3 separate regions of the Homo sapiens genome follow, and all the other regions are linked to region 3. A link is a contact called in ENCODE Hi-C data. All regions are on one chromosome and are shown on one strand. Each heading gives the region's core, a stretch centred on a gene start or an enhancer-like site at or near the end of the contact. The rest is flanking DNA. Distances are from core to core; before and after follow the strand shown. Region 1 overlaps LOC105377114 (a long non-coding RNA gene). Region 2 overlaps PXK (PX domain containing serine/threonine kinase like). Region 3 overlaps CFAP20DC-DT (CFAP20DC divergent transcript).

Region 1 (3,578 bases), core at 541-3,040, 1.9 Mb after region 3:
CACTGCTACCCTCCAACCTGGGTGAAAAAAAGAGCACTACAAAAATGTTATTTGAACAGGGGAAAAGGTCAACACTACTACAAATAGATGTTCCATGCCTAGAAGTCCCATGAATAGATGAATGCACAGAGAAGATCAACAGGCTTCAGAGGAACACTACACTGCATCAATGATGCTAATTTGGTGGCAACCCATGTGAAATTTCTGATACATTGGAAAGGGGCTGGCAGAAAGTTTCAGTTGGCAGACTCTGTGAAATTAACAACAAAGAATGATGAATGGAAGAACTTAAGTATTTTAAAGAATGCTTTCAAAGAATCCATTTTAATAAACAATCACTGTATTCATCAAAATTCTTATCCTTTTACTGTATTTTGGAAACCTATTTTTAAACCTGAGAGGATTAAATCAATATTTCTATAAAAATATTTTATAACTCAGCTTTGTTAGTATACTTCTCTCAATGGTATAGGAAGTTAGCTCTACACCGTATGAAGGAGTTTATGTACAAGACAAATGAAGCTATGTCTACTCTCTAAAGTGAATAACTTCTTTGATTGACAGTTTTTTCCTAATTAGCACAGCAAACTATAGCTGACCGTACTAGTGTCGGAAGCCCAGCACAATAAATTATCCTTCAATTGTCATTCAAAACAAAGTTCAAGAAAGAACTAAACATCAGGCAGCAGGGAAAAAACACACAGAGTACGCATGGTTTATTAATAATGTACGAGGATGGCCAGCACAGTACTTGAATGAGATGGGGGTGACAAAAGTCAATTAAAATCTTGAGACGGTTTTTTTGAGATATGGAATATTAATTAGAGAAAGCAACTGCAGAATTGCCTGGCAGAACCAGGCACACATTTGAAATCTTGTTTGTAGTTCAAGAAGCCATTTTTTAAAGAGTCCTTGAGAGACTGAAAAGATGCATCTAGAAAAAAAGCAATTAAAATAATTCGGAGCTGGAAGACGTTAGGTCAACTTGGCATGTGTAATGCAAAAGGATACAGTGGTCAGCACGGCGCTGCAGGAAACCTACTAGGACAGCTACTTCCGTGGGACTCTTTAGTGTTTTTATTTATATTTTTTTCTGACAAAGACCACTTTAAAAACACAAATGGGAGAAAGGCAGTTACAAGTGTGTAGTGTTGTGAACTATTATGAATCGCCTATTTCAAGCATAAGTGAAAGAAAAGCCATTTCTGCTCTGGTTAAACAAATCATATTTGTCTACAATAGGATTAGAGATGCAACAGACTGGAGAGTTTGGCTCTGTTTCTGGGACAGGGGAGATATCCATCTACCCTGAAAAAAAAAAATAACTAACATCTTTTGAGAGCCTTGTGTACCAGACACTATATAGTATGCTTTCTAATGGTTTATTTCCTACAGAAAGTATGCTACATGAAGGCAGGGAAATTTGCTGGTTTTGAACTATCATATCCTCCATGGCTGGCACATAGTAGGCACTCAACAAATATTTTACCAATGAAGGGTGCTTCTCTAATGGTTGGATTTGTTATGCCTGTTTTCCTCTTATAATGAAATATGATAAAAATTGGGGTTTACTTCCTCTTAGTGTTCATGCTCTTGTGCCCTTGAGGGCAAACTAGACCTAGTGGCCCACTTCTAATGAATAAAATATATGAAAATGATGGAATGTCACCACTGAGATTAGGTTAAAAAATGACTGGGAGTTCTGCCTGGCTGTCTGTTGCTCTCCCACTTGCTCTTTCTGATGGAAGCCAGCTGCCCTATGAAGAGGCTCATGTGCCAGGAAACTGAAAGAGGCCTCTGGCCAACAGCCAGTGAGGAACTGAGAGTCTCAGTCTGACGGCCCATGAGGAACTGGACCCTGACAACAACCATGCGAGAGAGGTCAGAAGACTCTCCAGCCCCAGTTGAACCTTGAGATTACTACAGCCCTGGCCATGTAATCTTGTGAGAGATCCTAAGCCAGAATTACCCATCCAATCTGTTCCTAGATTTCAGACACACAGAAACTATGAGATAATAAATATTTGTTGTTTTAAACTGCTAAACTTGAGGGTAATTTGTCATACAGCCAGAGATAACTAATATATACATCTACGTAAAAGTGTTTATTTTTAAGTTGTTGGGGTATTCTTTTTTCAAATGGCATTGTAATTTTCTACTTTCTGCTCTTACAGCATGTACTAGTGTTTTTCAAAAAATAACCCTGGTTTGGCAGTGTGGTAACAGCTGCTTCTTCCATGTCTAATGGATGGCAGTAACGTTTCAACTGAAAATTTATTTTCTCATTCTAAAGTGTTACCTTAGCATATTGACAGTAGGAGCCTTACACAGTTCCAGGAAAATCATAATTAAGTCAAAGTTCTAAAAAATACTTTAAAATCCATTAGATTTATTCAACACAGCATTCTACATGTCATAATGACACTAAGTGCTAAAATTAATCTCTAGACACCTTCCTATTGAAGTTAAATGGGCTCTCTTTATCTAGTTCCTTCTACAGCTCATGACATCTATATGTTGGGTTTTTATAATATATAGTAGCCAGACAAATAGCCATACAAATGAGTCCTGTGAATTCACACTAATTCATCATTTTGATCAAAACACAGTTAACCACTGGTTATCTGGCCCCCAAATTCCAGTGATATCTATACATTATACCTTATTTTTGCACTACCAATGTATAAACTCTTAAATTCTGTAAGATACATCTAATGCTATCGTGCAGCCAAAATAACTTATTCTTTGAAAGTTGAAGGGTCTTATGAGTTACCATTATGTATAGCAAGTATTATTCTAATCAATTAATGTGGACTTCTTATCATGTAGCTTTATCCTGGCCCTTTTTCTTGTCTTCCCCTAGACTGTAGGTCTTCTGTTCTACCACTGAAGAGGACCTGACATACAATGAATACTCAGATATATATATCTAATAAACTAATACATAAATTCTATGCTTGTTTTTTCATTCAAAGATACTTTAGCATGGTCCTAGCCCTCAAAGATGGATAAAGGAGAGGAAGAAATACACACATAATCATAATGGAAGACAGTAATAGTAATCATAATTACTTAAGAAAGTATGTCAAATGATACTGGGTATTTATTTTTAAATATGCAGATCCCTGGGCCCCAGCCTTCAACTGAACGTTTAATGTAACATTAAATGCTTACATTTAACTTGGCTTAAGAACCATGGACTAGATCAGAGGTTGGCAAACTTTTTCTATAAATGTCTAGGTAGAAAATGTTTTGGGCTTTGCAGACCAACATAATCTCTGCTGCAACTAAACTCTGCCATTGTAATGCAAAAGCTGCTGTAGTTAATACATAAATAAATGGATATGACCGTGTTCCAATAAAACTTTACAAATGGACATTGACATTTTAAGTTTTTAATTTCTTATAATTTTCACACATCATGAAATACTATTCTTCTTCTGATTTTTTCTCAACTATATAAAACTATAATAACCATTCTTGGCTTTTGAGGGGCACAAAACCAGACAGCTGGCCAGATTTGGCCTGCAGGCCATAGTTGGGCAGTCTTTGGCATAAATGAAAGAGCATGGACTCTG
Region 2 (3,542 bases), core at 397-2,896, 1.1 Mb before region 3:
GACCTGATTGATGGCTCCACTAAGCATTGGTTGAAAGAGGACAAGCTAGTGGTCTCCTTCTGAACCACAGAACCAGACAATGATTTGTGTGACCGTTTTCTCAGTTCTTCCATTCTGGCTGCATAGGGATGGAGTTAATTCACTACATACGACAGAGGCCTTAGGGCAGTGCTGTCCAATGGAAGTATAATGCTAGCCACATATGTAACTTTACATTTTCTAGTAGCCATGTTAAAAAAGTAAAAAGAAACAGGTGAAATTAATTTAAATAATATATTTAACCCAATATATCCAAAATATTATAATTTCAACATGGAATCATTATAAAAATTATTACTATGTTAGGTGCAGTGACTAATGCCTGTAATCTCAGCACTTTGGCAGGTTGAGGAGGGAGGATTGCTTGAGGCCAGGAGATCGAGACCAGCCTAAGCAATATAGCAAGATCTAGTCTCTACAAAACTTAAAAAAAAAAAAAAGTCAGGTGTGGTGGCATACCTGTAGTCTCAGCTACTCAGGAGGTTGAGTAGAAGAATCCCTTGAGCCCAGGCAGTGGAGGCTGCAGTGAGCTATGATTGCACCACTGCACTCCAGCCTAGGTAACAGAGTGAGACCCTGTCTGTACTTTTTTTTAATTAATATGTTTTGCATTCCTCTTGTCATAAAAGTATTTGAAATCTGGTGTGTATTTTACAATTACAGCATATCTCAATTGGGACTAGCCACATATCAGATGCTCAGTAGCCACATATTGCTTGTGGCTACTAGGCAGCAGAGATACAGACATTAAAAATATTTGCCAGGCATGGTAGCTCATGCCTGTAGCCCCAGTTACTAGGGAGGCTGAGGTGGGAGGATCACTTGAGCCCAGGAGTTCAAGGCTGCAGTGAGCTATGGTTGTACCACTGCACTCCAGCCTGGGCGACAGAGCCAGACCCCATCTCCAAAAGAAATTAAAAATAAAATCCCAAATGTGTTGTTATGGAGAGAGATCCATGTTATATTAAGTGAGAGAAAAAGCAAGTCATAACACACTATGTTTAGTATGCTTTCATTCTCATAAATATCTTTTTTTTTTTTTTTTGAGACGGAGTCTCACTCTGTCGCCCAGGCTGGAGTGCAGTGATGTGATCTTGGCTCACTGCAACCTCTGCCTCCCCGGTTCAAGCGATTCTCCTGCCTCAGCCTCCTGAGTAGCTGGGATTACAGGCTCCTGCCACCACGCCTGGCTAATTTTTGTATTTTTAGTAGAGACGGGGTTTCACCATGTTGGCCAGGCTGGTCTTGAACTGCTGACCTCAAATGATCTACCCTCCTCGGCTTCCCAAAGAGCTGGGATTACAGGCATGAGCCACAGCACCTGGCCACATTTTCATAAATATCTGTGTTTATACCTGCAAATAAACAGTCTGTAACTGCACACTATCCAGTATTTTAGCCACTAGGCTAATAAAATTAAGCTAAAAATTCAGTCCCTTCGTCACCCTATCCACATTCCAAGAGCTCAGTAGTCCCTTGTGCATAGTGGCTACCATATTGGATATCAAGCCTTAGGTCACTGCTCTCTTCAAACTGCTGAACTGGTTGAGAAAGACTGAGCTTAACGGATAGAACCTGCTAGCCCTGCAGCCATTGGGGTTTTGTGACTACTGAGTCCCAGAGCCTCTGTGGTTTTTAAGAGTAACACACAGGAAGGAAGCTCACTGAGGTGCAACCGTTATTAGTACCTTGGGGAGTTTAACAGGAGCACAGTGTAGAAGCAAAACAGCTTTGTGGAGGACCCTGTTCCGTTTTTGTACAACTGAAATTAACTACTATTCAAATTGCTGAGGATCACATAAACCTGATGTCCACTTTAGGCATGTTCTTATAAAAATGTTCCTTTCGACTGCTTCTTAACTGCCTAATGTACATTATGGGGCTTGCTTAACATTTTGGAGAAAAAATAGTTTCTTACTTGTACATAACTTCTAGGTGGTGCTCACATTACATTCAGCTCCAGCAGTTTGTGTCCATGTAGTAGGAGGTAGGCTGCAAAGTATAGGGGTATTAAAACCAGGTGGTTGTGGTATTCTGAGAGCTCTATTGCTATAGTAACTCATATTCTCCAGGCCCGGGTTCTTGTCCTTACTCTGCCCTTCACCCTGTCAGCTTCCCCCTGACTTGATAGACTGGTTCTGCCTGTCCAGCTGCACTCTGTTCATCAAAATGAGTCCTTGGAGCATGTGAAAGTATTGTGTCCAAGGGCATAGAAGGTAGGAACCGCTGTGCCCCTGGGTCAGACTGGCCTGGGGTGGAGTCTATTCTCATCACATACTAGTGGTGCGCCCTTGTTTAAGGCATCTACCCTCTCTGAGCTTCAGGGTTTTTGTTGTATAAGAGATGTAGTGACGCCTCCCTTCAGACATTGTTGGGAGATGGAGTAAACTGAGGGCTAGAAGGCAGAGAGTAAGTGCCCCATAAGCAGAGCAGTTATACCTCCCTCTCTGAAGATATGTGTCTGCATGGCATGTGTACTGTGGTCACTTCCACAGTTGGTTATGAAATTGGAGCTAGTGTCTCAGGATGACACAGCAACCTTCTCAGAGTAGGAAGGATAGATTTATATGTACGTTATCCTAAGTGATGGTGACCATTATTAAAACCAGTAGGGACTTCTAGCTTGACTTCAGCCTATAGTTTCAAGCTTCTCTCCCACTAAATGCTTTAGCAGCCCTGTTACAAGTAGAAGAGCTCCTTTACTTTACTTTCATCTTCTGTTTTCCCAGTCTCCCCAGCACAGAAAGTACTGATGAGTAGTAAAATGACCAAAAGCTCCCTTGTCAAAGGAAAAAAGGTGCATTTATCATTGATAACATACCAGGCTCTTACCCAAGCTCAGATGATCTCAATCTTTATTACTCAGGATTCCTTATTTAATTTATTTTATTTTTCCAAGAAAGGGTCTCACTCTATCGCCCAGGCTGGAGTGCAGTGGTGCAATCACGGCTCACGGCAGCCTCCATCTCCCTGGGCTTAAATGATCCTTCTTGGGCTTCAGTGATCCACCCGCCTCAGCCCCCCAAATAGCTGAGACTACAGGTGTGCGCCACCACAGCTAGCTATTTGTGTGTGTGTGTGTGTGTGTGTGTGTGTGTGTGTGTGTATTTTTTGTAGAGACAGGGTTTCACCATGTTGCCCAGGCTGGTCTTGAACTCCTGGGCTCATGCAATCCACCTGCCTCATCCTCCCAAAGTGCTGAGATTACAGGTGTGAGCCACCGTGCCTGGCCAGGATTTCTTATTTTAAAGTATCATGTTTTAAATTACATGTGTAGCAAACTGAGAAACTTTTCCAAAAATTGTTTTTCCTGATTGTAAAAATAATTTATGCTCATTGAGGATAACCTGAAAAACGTAGGAAAAAAAAAATAGCCAAAAGTGGGCATAGAATCTAGGACAACAGAGGCTGGAGTCATGGTACTCCTTCTTAGAAATCAGAGACTGATACAATTGTTTCTCATATTTAAAGAGAATGGCTGCTTTTTGTTTTTTCTGGGTGCT
Region 3 (3,677 bases), core at 68-2,567:
TACTTGCCACCCAAGCTCACTTTTTATGCTATCTCACCTGCCTCTCCAGACACTTCTATGGAAGGTATTTGGTTAGGTTGATTTGACATTGTAAGTATCTAATCACATATTCCCTGGAATTCTCTATTCACTGCCACTTAGAACAATGACTATTATTCTCAAGATACTTGAGGCCCCCTGCTGTACCCTAAAGAGTCCTATAAAACATTAACAAGCAATCAATGAGAAAATTTGCATGTTTCAGTACAAGAAAGGGCTCTGAATCTCTTGTCATCACTCTGCTGTATCTCAGCACTGTCCATGTTTGTTTTTATATTTGTTCGTCTGTTCACCAACCACCTCTCCAACTAGACGGTAAACTCCATGAGGCAGGAACCAAAACTGTGGTGTTCACCTGTCTATACTGGGTGTGCCTAGCAATAAACATTTTCTGAATAAATAAATTCTCTCTGAATGGGTAATCCCCACGTAATGCGCATGGTTTAAGTCTATTTACCAGAATTTTTGAGCAAATAGTTCTATCCTTTTTGACACATTTTCCACAGTTTGTATAATTTATTCATAGAATCCTTCTTAGACTACTAATAAATTCCTATGGGACATAGTCCTTTTATATGCGGAGGAATCCACCACCATGAAATGTTCACAAGAAATGACTTTTAAAATTTTATTTGTGGCCATGCTGATTATGAATTTCTGAATTATGTCTGGGCTGCTCTTTTTCTCGGAATATGCAAAGTGGGATACTGGCATCTCTGTATCTGGAGAGTTACAGCTTCTGAGTTAAAAGATGAATGGGAAGTAGCAGGAGAGGGAGAGATCAGAAATCTCCACTCCCTGAAACACAGACACTTCACATACCCAGGAGGTAAATTCCTGGCATGAATTGTAACAAGTATACACAGGCATTTGTACATTGTTTGCTTATGTGCTAGATGACATGGCAGTCTATGAACAGGGGCCCCACATCTGCAGGCAGGACATTCAGCCCTGTATCTTGCCACTACCATGAAATCTGAGGTTCTTTCATTTTTGTTTTTCTATTCTGATGAGATTGAGGTACACTGACTCACTGGTAAAGAAGACAATTTATTTGTGAACTTGTAGTCACTCCATTTGACGGCCTCCCTCTACTCACTGAGGCACAGCACGTGTGGAACAGGAAAAAGGCCTCTGGAGAGCTTGTGTTCCACTGGTTTCTTTGACTTTTGCCAACCAACTTTGCAAATGTTCTCAAAAGGCATTCATTACCTCTGCAGGTGTGAAATAACTCTGCAGTTCAAGGGTTTGTGAAATCACGTGAAACAGCTGAAAGCTGTTCTGGCAAAGCGACCAGAGTCAGAGTTAGCTGTCACCAAGCCACATCCTGGCTTAAACGATGTTATTTATATCTAACTGCACTCGACTCCTCCCAAAGCCTTCTGTTGAGCACCAAAACCTCACCACAGTTTCACTCTTAGCCTTTCTTTTGTGTGAAGACAAAAAAGGTTGCTTTTATAAATCTCTGTTTGAGCCCAGATGGAGTGCATTTCATGCAGGAAAATGTTGCTTATAGTGAAGTGGATGAAATAATTGCTGGGATTTCTGGGCATGCTCCACAAACCCAGAAGACTGGAGGTGAACGGGCAGGGAGAAGAGATTCCGTTGCTTTCTCATTCCTTTATTTGTGACTCTCCCTGGAAAGAGGAAAATGTAGGCATATGTAGATCAATGTGTCATTACAAAGGCTCAGTGTTCTTAGTCATAAAATGGGAGGAAGAACAGTACCCACTTCCCAGAATTGGTGAGGACCCCTGAACGGGTGCATGCCAGCTTCTCGCACAGCCCTACCAGGTAATGAGCTCCACTGTGTAGCCATCACTACTCAGAGTTAATCCGTGAAAGAGTGTGTGGGAGGAGGATAGGCCTTAGATTCCAAAGGGTGGAAATCAGTGGAAAGAGGCAGGATCTGATCATGCCTAGACCAGATGCTTCCAAGCCAGGCAGGCAATAGATGGTTAAAAGCCAAAATGCCTGCCCCTTTGGTGAAGGTTCTCATTGGTCTAAGGCATCCTGGCCAACTGACACATGATATCATGTAACGTGTTTTCCTGGGGCCCAGAAGCTTCTATGTGCAGCTTCTTTAAAGACCAAAACTGCAAGACTTTGAGTTTTGATATCTCAATATGATTTTGAAAAAATCATGGTAAAATATATATAACATAAAATTTACCATTTCTAAGTGTACAGTTCAGGGGTGTTAAGTATGTTTGCATTGTTGTGTACCCAACCACCTGAACTCTTCATCATGTAAAACTAAAGCTCTGTATCCATTACGTAAGTCCTTATTTCCCCTGGTTGCCAGGGAGCCCCTGACAACCACATCAGTTTGCTTTTTGATGACCTTATTATTTGTTTTATATATTTTTGTGATTTGTGTTTGTGGGAGTTTTTAAACAGGGGTGGGGTGGAGGTAGATCTAGAACTTATGTATTTTAGTGACCTAAATATGAAATCTTTCTAGAGTGGCAAATAGAGATATTTATTTCTCATGTCTGCCCTGGAAATAGAATTAATTTGCCATTTCAGAAATGAACCACACTGCTTTTGTCAGACTTTTCAACCTCATTCCCACATTGGAAGGCTATATGGCTTGCTGGTGAGATAACAGCCATGGTTCGGCTGAATCACTGCATTAATGATTCTAAAATATTCCCATCTAATCCCCTGTAGCTGAAGAGGATAAACACATACTGGCAAGGACTTGACAGTATGGGGACTAGCAATAGGCAGTTTGTCAAATGCAAAAATGGTTTGGAAGGGTCAAGGTTTAGCTAAAAAAAAATTCGGGCAAACTTTTCATTTATCCATGTTTCCTTTAATATTTATATTAAAATTGTTTAGTTACCCTTCAAACACATAAAACTTGTAAGTAAAATGGAGTCTGTAAGACGATCTATATTGTCCACATTTTCACTGACTCCCAGTATACCAATATAAAATATAACATATTTGAAATCTTAAATTATTAATCACCTTTTTACCCATGTTCAGATTAACTGGGTAATCTAAAAATAGGAGGGAGTACCTTATGTGCAATTTTTGGGGAAGTTCAGGAGCATGCTCTTGAAGAATTGCTGATAAAGTGTGTAATTGTCCCATGACCACCATCACATCCCAGGGGAGAGCCTTATGTTTGGTTAATAAAAGAAGGCAGGATCTGGTCTCTTTTTAAAAAGACTCCAGCCTTAATTATGATTCATTTATTTAAAGATAGCCCCTGCCACCTAGTCTTATCTTGGCTCTGAAAATAAACAAATATCACATGCTTCCAACAGGAAAAGGTTTGAATGACCTTTATAAGGCAATTTACCTTTGACTAGATAAGAAGAGATGTGCATTGTACTTTCCAACCACAGAGGTAAATTTCCAGCCCTCCTCCAGTGTACAGGATGAAGTAACACTAATTCTACCTAAGATAACATTCTTCATTGAACACATATATACAGATGTCCTACTATATATTAGGTGCTAGGACTATAGCACTATCAACAAACTATTCTATCAAGGCCTTGGTCTGATAAGATTCACATTCTTGGGTGGGAAAAATATGGCAAAAAAGTGAATACATAAAATAATTTTAAAGACTGATATGTGCAACAAAGAAAATATATCCCAAGGGTATGACTGAGTTTGCC

What was found. Hi-C counts contacts between places; a loop is a spot of excess contacts on that map. Pooled maps may share reads with other maps.
Region 1: a pooled map shows a loop between it and region 3 (14-fold over the local background). The contact joins two enhancer-like sites. A Hi-C loop is called at or near these places in 8 of 37 single-sample maps with no recorded cell type and 4 of 50 pooled maps.
Region 2: a pooled map shows a loop between it and region 3 (10-fold over the local background). The contact joins two enhancer-like sites. A Hi-C loop is called at or near these places in 2 of 37 single-sample maps with no recorded cell type and 3 of 50 pooled maps.

The regions. Positions count from the first base shown.
Region 1 is chr3:61,356,806-61,360,383 of GRCh38, forward strand. The region is part of intron 3 of LOC105377114 (a long non-coding RNA gene); the gene reads right to left. Among named protein-coding and RNA genes, the nearest start is that of FHIT, 110 kb to the left of the region's middle. Within about 2 kb of position 1,791, at least 2 of the 41 ENCODE cell types and tissues checked have a DNase peak (open chromatin) inside an H3K27ac peak, as active enhancers do.
Region 2 is chr3:58,348,290-58,351,831 of GRCh38, forward strand. The region is part of intron 1 of PXK (PX domain containing serine/threonine kinase like); the gene reads left to right. Among named protein-coding and RNA genes, the nearest start is that of PXK, 17 kb to the left of the region's middle. RefSeq lists an enhancer at 1,217-1,496. Within about 2 kb of position 1,647, at least 9 of the 41 ENCODE cell types and tissues checked have a DNase peak (open chromatin) inside an H3K27ac peak, as active enhancers do.
Region 3 is chr3:59,450,199-59,453,875 of GRCh38, forward strand. The region is part of intron 5 of CFAP20DC-DT (CFAP20DC divergent transcript); the gene reads left to right. Among named protein-coding and RNA genes, the nearest start is that of CFAP20DC-DT, 370 kb to the left of the region's middle. Within about 2 kb of position 1,318, at least 8 of the 41 ENCODE cell types and tissues checked have a DNase peak (open chromatin) inside an H3K27ac peak, as active enhancers do.